Regions from separate parts of the Mus musculus genome. Here region 2 is linked to region 1. The links are chromatin contacts, found by Hi-C or POLR2A ChIA-PET in ENCODE. All regions are on one chromosome and are shown on one strand. The core of a region is the stretch at or near the end of the contact, and the rest is flanking DNA. Distances in the headings are between cores, read along the strand shown. Region 1 has its middle 91 kb from the start of Gm36260. Region 2 has its middle 150 kb from the start of Gm36260.

The links. Hi-C counts contacts between places; a loop is a spot of excess contacts on that map. ChIA-PET counts read pairs that join two places held with the same protein, here RNA polymerase II (POLR2A).
Region 2: a loop to region 1 is called in a map of heart, with 2.0 times the contacts of the local background. The contact joins two enhancer-like sites. A Hi-C loop is called at or near these places in 1 of 37 maps with a recorded cell type or tissue (heart). POLR2A ChIA-PET finds 5 or more read pairs at or near these places in 2 of 5 experiments (Patski and embryonic stem cell).

The regions. Positions count from the first base shown.
Region 1 is chr7:71,468,554-71,472,346 of GRCm38, forward strand. No RefSeq gene overlaps it. Among named protein-coding and RNA genes, the nearest start is that of Gm36260, 91 kb to the left of the region's middle. Within about 2 kb of position 2,023, at least 1 of the 3 ENCODE cell types and tissues checked has a DNase peak (open chromatin) inside an H3K27ac peak, as active enhancers do; it is heart, where a contact is called at or near this core.
Region 2 is chr7:71,528,748-71,532,880 of GRCm38, forward strand. No RefSeq gene overlaps it. Among named protein-coding and RNA genes, the nearest start is that of Gm36260, 150 kb to the left of the region's middle. Within about 2 kb of position 2,869, at least 1 of the 3 ENCODE cell types and tissues checked has a DNase peak (open chromatin) inside an H3K27ac peak, as active enhancers do; it is heart, where a contact is called at or near this core.

The DNA.
Region 1 (3,793 bases), core at 773-3,272:
ATTGAGATATTTTTATTAGACATCCACAGTATTTCCAATAATAAGTTACAGTCTACATTGTTCCTCCAAAGTCTGGGAAAAGAAGTAAATTAAGGTTGTTTGGGTTTGTCTAGGTGACATTGGTACACTGAGTTTGTGTTTCCGACACATCTCACTCATTAGACTTACCTCAAAGTCCTGATTTACTCACTCAGAGCAATCTGGCATAACAGATCTCCACCTTGTCATATGGAATGGTGATATACATCGCCTCAAAATGCATGTTTCCACACACATAGATACTTCTAAATTCTCAGTGCCATTATCTCACTTGCCCATTATGCAGCAAAATCTTTTAAAGTAAATGTTTCCTTAAAATTGAATGGGTGGGTAGGGAAGTGGGGGGGGAGGGTATGGGGGACTTTTGGGATAGCATTGGAAATGTAATTGAGGAAAATATGTAATAAAAAATATTTAAAAAATTGATCATATCCTTATTTTATTTTATCTTAAGATAATATGTGTACATGTGTGACAGACAGTGTAAATATGAATGCACGTGTGTGTACATGTGCCTGCTGAAGCTAAAAGAGATCGTTGAGTCCTCTAGAGTTGGCGTTACAGGCAGTCATATGGTCCTCAATGTGGGCTAGAAAGCAAACTGGGGTCCTCTGGAAGAGCAGCAACTGCTCTTCACTATTGGGCCATCTCTCTAATTCCTAATCATATATTTTATTACTGTAGGAAGAAAAAGAACTGTGAATTAACACTTCCATACAGTAAGAGAGCAACTGATCTTTTATTTTTATCTCCCAGTGAAGTGGTAGATTAATTAGTACACCATTTAAACGCAAGCCTAAGGAAGCAAGATAATAAAATGAGTGTTGGGTTTGGAAATGAACACTGGGCTGAGATGGGACTTAGAAGAATCTTGTTCATTAGCTGTGTGCATGTTAAGTGCTTGATTTCTGGTGTAAGAAAATAAATATTTTGGATCTTCTTTGTGGCAGAAATGTAGAACATGATAGACAAGAAAAAGTAATCCTTCAGTATTGGCCCACAAAGGGTAAGGGCAGTGCCTTTAAATTGTACCTACTGCAAGCAAGATTATTCACATCATCTGGTAAGATAGCTGTAAGTTCAATGTCTCCATGCCCTGTGAGAAATGAGAGCATTGGGATTTATGAATGTAGAAATCCTGGCAAAGGACAAAAGGACAAACACCAATGCAAGGTCCTGTAGAGGCAGAACTGAAGTCGGCTTGGCTTTCAAGCAAGACACTTCCCTTTCCAGCTCATGTCTTCACAGCTGATGGAATTAGTCAGACAAGGTCTTGGAGGGGAGGGGGAGGGGGTGGGGGGGGTAGAGGAGAGTCAGACCTGAACTATCAGATAATAGAGTTAAAAAAAAAAAGGTTATCCCCATAAGGCTGGGCTGGGGTCACAGGAAGGCTCAGTATTCCCACTGGGTGCAGAGATCCCTGGCTATCCTGGAACATGTTTCCTTTCCTAAAGAGTCCTTAGGGTAGAGGTTTCTGTGCCTTTGTGGACAGCAGCTTAACTGAAGCATCTTTGCTGCTTTTAATCAGGCAGCACACACGCATCCGCAGCCTGTAACAGTGGGCCGACCTTGATGGTCTACCTTGACCCTTAGGAGAGGAGCCAGGAACATGAGATTAAATTCTCTGAAATCTCAGGCCTTCCCTTGATATAAAATAAAGCAAAGATACAAAAGCTTAAAAATACTCGCTAGGTCTTGATGATTAAACCAGCAATCAGGTTCCTGACACTGAAGTGTGCCCTACCCCACAAACCAGCATTTCTTGTTCATAGTAAACACCACAAAAACAATCATAAGCTCTGCCATTGCCTTGCTCCAGTCTGGAACTCTACCAGGAACTGCCTTGTTTTAAAACTCAATTTGTCCCCCTGGTTATACTGGAAATTCTCCCTTGACAAGGTGCCTAGAATTTAGCAGGAGGCATGATGAACACCTGTCTTCACAAAACATCTAAATCCAGGGAGACAGCTCAGCAGGAGAAAGTGATTGCTGAACAAGCACGGTCCCTGGAGGCCACGTAGAAAGCTGGAAGTGATGGTTTACATCTGTAATCCCAGCCCTGCTGCAGGGAGATGGGAGGATGGGAATGGGGAATAGACAGGAGCTACCCTGGGCTATGCACTGCAGCAGAAAGACCCTGCTTCAAAGTGATGGAAAACTAGAACCAAGTTGAAAAGCTGTTCTCTGACCTCTATGGGCATGCTGTTACATGCACATGCATTTAACACAGAGAAATGAACAAATAATTACATAGATAAATAGATAAAAACCATTACTTCCTGAATCTTGCTTTTTTTCTGATCATGTAAAAGCTACCACAAGAGAAAGATATTGGTTAACATTACTGCCATTTTCTCCCTTCAGAAGAGGACCTAGACTTCTTGGATACAATAAATAATCACAAATTCAGGCAGACCCGTTGTCTCCACAGTCATAAACAGAAAGTCAGGCTACGTGTGTGTGTGTGTGTGTGGGGGGGGGGGGGGTATTGAACAGGAGGCATGAGCATCATGTATTGGATTTACTCACTAAGAGCTTTCTCCAGGGATGTGCCACAATTTAAACAGATTGGGATTTTTATTCTGACATCACTATTTTCCAAAACCTTAGATAATTTACATAGCTTCTTTAAACCTCAGCTTCCTCATAGACAACATTAGGAAAAATTAGCAAGCTCTTCATGAACTTGTAAGGGGTAAATGAAATGATGCACAAAAACTAGACACTGTGATGAATATATCTGTGGCTTATTAAGTATTAACTGTTGGCTAGAATTTGTGTAAGGTGGAAATATTTCCCCCCCCAAATCCTGAAACCATTTAAAATTTTAAAGCGTCTTGGCCCCAGTGGTATATGCATATTGCCCTACAATAGCCAGTACCTGGGAAACAAACACTATTGAAATCAGTGTGTTCTCTATTAGAGTCCCACCCCAGTGGACCGGTGGAGAAATAACAGCTGGCATTTAGCTCTGTTGGGCCTGGTTTCAACAAATCTTCCCTTAGCCCCTGTCACCCCGAAGTCACAGGCAAACACACAGGGCATCATATTTCTTTATGTTGTGCTGGAAGGGGTGTTCATGTCGATAAGGAACCTTCCTCCCACCCCACTTTGTCTGCCCTGCACTTAGGAACCAAGGTTGAGTTCAAACAGAGGTCAGGGAGATAAAAGCCCGAGGCTTCGCCACCAATTCACTAGTGCGGTGCCTAAAACTTCCGTCATTTATTTATTGCCATTAAAAGGGAGAAGCTGGGGCCTGTGTCCTGACAGCTACAGACAGAAGCCCCGCTGTTTATTACATTTTCTTCAGCTGGGCAGCAGAACCGGCCAGGCCATTTCCCCTGACACCTTGCCAGCCCACGCGCTGCAGGCTCAGTGGAAACAGAAGTTTCCATACATCTTATGAGATTTCTTGGTATAGTCATTTTAGAAATAAAAAAAAAATGCCGAGAACAAAAATACATGCAGCACAGGCTGGAGTGGGGACCAGGCACGGGAGAAGCCAACAAGCGTTGGGAGGAAAAGCCAGACTCCTAAGAAGTCTTCCAGACCGAGGGAGATTTACTGCAGTTAGCACAGCCTTTTTGTGTCAGAGGAGAAGATAAACAAGAGGCTCCTTCAAAGCAAATAGTCACTTAGAAGATGCTACAAGCATTGCTGGACAAGAGCAAGGCACAGCCTCAGCGCCAGCTGGCGGTGATCGAGTTGGGTCCACTGAGGACAAACCTTTTATCCCTTCTTCGGTTCTTCTCAC
Region 2 (4,133 bases), core at 1,619-4,118, 61 kb after region 1:
CTGCCTGTGTCTGTTTCTGATCCATGTCTTCTAAAAAAGTTCATGCTCATGTGTCATTCAGATCTCTTCACTATTTAAATTTTTTACAAAATGGCTATTGTCCTAAATATAGAAGTCATTTTCTTCCAGGGTTAAAAAGGTCACACAGAATTATCATTCCATCTGATAAGTATTATCTATTATTTGATTATTGTCTCCTTTTGATAGTGATTCTTCAAGAGGCAACATATCTGGCTTAAGCACCAGAAAGGTCTGGATACTACCATTCTTTCTTCTACTCTCTGGTTTTATGAATTCATATAACAATTTCATCTCTGTAAATGGAGTATATATATATATATATATATATATATATATATATATATATATATACATATGTGTGTGTGTGTATTTATTTATTTCCTGGATAATGACACCATTGTAATATCATTAGGACTAAATAGATAATTATGTTGACTCTGTTGACTTATAAATCCTGTTGATTAAAAGCTGAACTTTGTTGTTTAATTGTGTGTGGACCTTTAGGATAGACTCAAGATTTTCCATGTAAAATATGGCAGATATGGTATGGATTCCAGATCTGCCAGTAATTGCAATGTATCCCTCAATAAGTTACCTGAAACTTTATAATCTGTCATCTGTAGAATACAGATATTCAATCACATGTTACAAAGATATGTTATTGCCCAGTTAGGATGATATAACAAAATGCTGAAGACTGGGTGACTTATAAACAACACAAATTTATGACTTCCAGTCTTCATTGGAAAGTCTAAAATGAAGGAACTATTTGTCTTTGTATCTGATGTCTACTTCCTTGCTCATAGAAGACACCCTCTCCTTGTGTTCTCATGGGAAAGCATAGACAAGGACATTTTTTGGAATATCTTAGAAGACCACTAATGCCACTCATAAATCCCTAGGGCCCCACCCCCTTCTATCACATTGGCGACTGTGTGTTTGGAAAAGACTGAAGAATATGAATGAAAGTCGCAGGCACTCAGCTCATGGCAGGCTTTTGAAATATTTGATAAGCTGTGAAGCAGGCTTTTGGCAATATGTGTTGCTACATTTCATTACAGAAATAGTAAAAATTGTCTCTACTTTGAGCTAAGTTGCAAATTTTTCCCCCCTCTTGGAGCTCTCATCTTCTGTGAGTGATTTTTCACACTGTGGCTCAGAAATGTATGAGGCCCTTATGCCATCCAAGGATGTGTGAGGTCAGCAATGTTTGCACACCACAACTAAAGGATTGTTTGCCTTAGCTCACAACTCTACAGTAGAGTTTTGTAGACGCTACATCATAGATGGGAATTCTGTGACTCTGATGCTAGTATGTGATAAGTGTATAATTGTCATTTTATAGCAAGTTTCAAATCAAAATCAGTATGTCAAAGAGGTACACTTAATTCCACATCGATGGTAGGACAACCACTATCTAGAAGATGTGAAATTGACCGGAGTTTTTACCAGCATGCTTTGAAGGCATAACCGAATGTCCTGAGACTTAGTACTTCAGGGATAGATTGGAGGACATTCTGCCAAGTGAAAGAAGCCAGGCACAGACAGATAAAGAAAAAACAAATATTCCCATTTTACCCATCCATGAGTTCTGCCTTGCTCATCTTCAGTAGCACTGTACACCATTGTAGTTTTCCAACTACGCTTGGGAAGATTCATGGCTCAGTGACTCCCTCTTTCCTGAGCCTTATTCCTGTTACCCTATCCCCTTATAACCTGCTGCCCTTAGCTACAAATTCTGTGACCCATCTATATTTTCTCCTATTCTAGTTTTTTTTTCCTTACCCCAAATTCTCTGTCCTTAGTCTCCACCTCTCAAAACCCACCTTCTACATATTTCCAAGAAACCTAGAAAAATGAATCGCTCTTCCCCTGACTTAGGATAATCTCTGATCAAAATCTACATGTGAGCTTTTCTACTTTGTCCAGCATCCTGTAGGCAAGAGAATGGTTATTACTTACTACTACTGAACACATTCAAGAGAAGTTTGTTAACAGGGAAGGATTCTCCACTTCTTTGTGAAGCTCAACTCCACTCCACACACATTTCCACATTGTTCTGATCATTTACTTTGAAAGTCAAAGGAATGAACATCCATCTTACTACACATAGCCTCCATGAAAGTGAATCAGGCACTATGTGACATTTTCAAAGGAAGTATAGAAAGGAGACCCTTTAACCCCCAAGCACTGGATAGGTATTTGACAAGCAATTGTTTGCTTTTGTGGGCCCGAGTGGAGATGTAAAATCTTTGCTCAGTGAAAGAGTTACAGAGATTTGTATCATCTGAGCATCTCAGAGCAGCGTTTAGTAATAGCACACCACACGGCCACCATCACCACTACTGTTGCCACACCACCAGCCCCAAGTTAGAATGGTTGCTTCATGAGACAGGCTTGGGGAAAGCATAGCAAGTGATTGTAGCAATAGCCAGATGATGGAAAATCCCATATACCACAAACATGAGTTTGTCGTTATTTTTTCTTTGTGGAACTCTATAAAATAATACAACAGAAAGTTCTGGAAACTTTACAACTCACAAGGGAATGAACTACAAGCTCATAAACCGAGTGCTGTCAATGTTTTGCCAAAGCTACCAGGCTGGTCTGGAGACACTTGCCCTGAGGACCGCGGCTTCATTTTAAAGATGTTGTAGTGCGCATGTGAGTCTCCTTCAACAACCTTCATTTGTGAGTGCCAACCCCACCTCAAAACTCAGAAAGAAGTCCTGCCAATGCATGGTGCAATTTAATAGTCATGCTTTTGGGGGCCATTGCCCAGCAGGACTGCAAAAATTAGGCAGGAAATACCCCCTAGGCAGGCTTGTCTGACATGCATTCCAAGCTGTGCAAGAGAATCCTAAACACTTTCGTTTCTCAGGGACTTGGAGTCTTTCTCCCTCAGTCCAACGTTTCTTCTTTATCTTCAAGTAACCATAAACAAACACAGTTTTGGCAATTGCCCCTGGGAAAGATAATGCTGATGTGGTTATCAGAAATTCCATTTTAACTTGGCCTCTCTTTTCCCAGGACTTTACAGCTGTTTCCCGTTGCCTCGCATTCCGCCCTTGTGCTGCCTTTAGCTCAGCTTTAAATGGGCAAAGCAGGGCCTCGGCTTTCTTTGGAACATGACTTTCTGCCTCTGCCTCCAACTTCTGCTTTCAACATAAAGACTCTTGCTTCCCAATTTACCATTCTCTCTTCATGTGAAGCAGTAACTGTATCCCCAGGGCAATTGAGCAAATGAGGTTACAGCCCCTGCAATTAATGAAACACATTAATATCGCCATACTTTTCTTCACTTCTTTTCCTAAAGTTTTAAATAAGGTTTCCAGGCATATCTGCTTTATAATGCAAACACAGAAGAAATGATATTGAATAAGCAGGGATATAAATGAATGTTCTTTACTAAGGAGAACAAAGCATTTTATAGCAGTTTTAGTCCAGGATGCCTCTTCTTGATAAATTATGTTGACCCAAGACTAAATTGGTTTAGTGGACTTTTCTTAAAGATACAACGTGCTAATTAGCTTTTATATTAAACATTTAATTTAATTTAATGTATGTACTGGATTTGTTCTGGAAAATATTTCCCTTATTCCTCAGGAAAAAAGAGACTCCAATTTTGGTAGCACCAGGAAGCAAAAGCACAGAGTAATAAAAGGCAACATTGTATTATTACTGCAAACACATGTGTGATTTACATTACACACACTGCACACACAGTAAACTAAATTGTTTAATATAAAAGTAAATGAACTTGTAGTCGTGCACATAAAGGACAAGGGAATGTATCAAAATCCTAGCTCTATAATGTTGTTCATGGACAATTACTGATAGTTATCAGCGCACTTAAGTATGAATTTTTCTAATGTTTTACTTTTCTTCAAAGACTTACATAACTAATAAGGTCATGAAAAGTAATATAAATGTAAATATATATGTGTATATTTGTAAGTATATCTGTTTGAAAATTATGCCTTAGTTTAATCTAGAACAAGTTTGGGGTGTCTATAAACACATTGGATAGACTATAAGTATATTTCTAATCTCGTGGATATAGGATAGACTCCTGAGTTTTTCATTGTAATACTACTGGGTGCTTATCATTG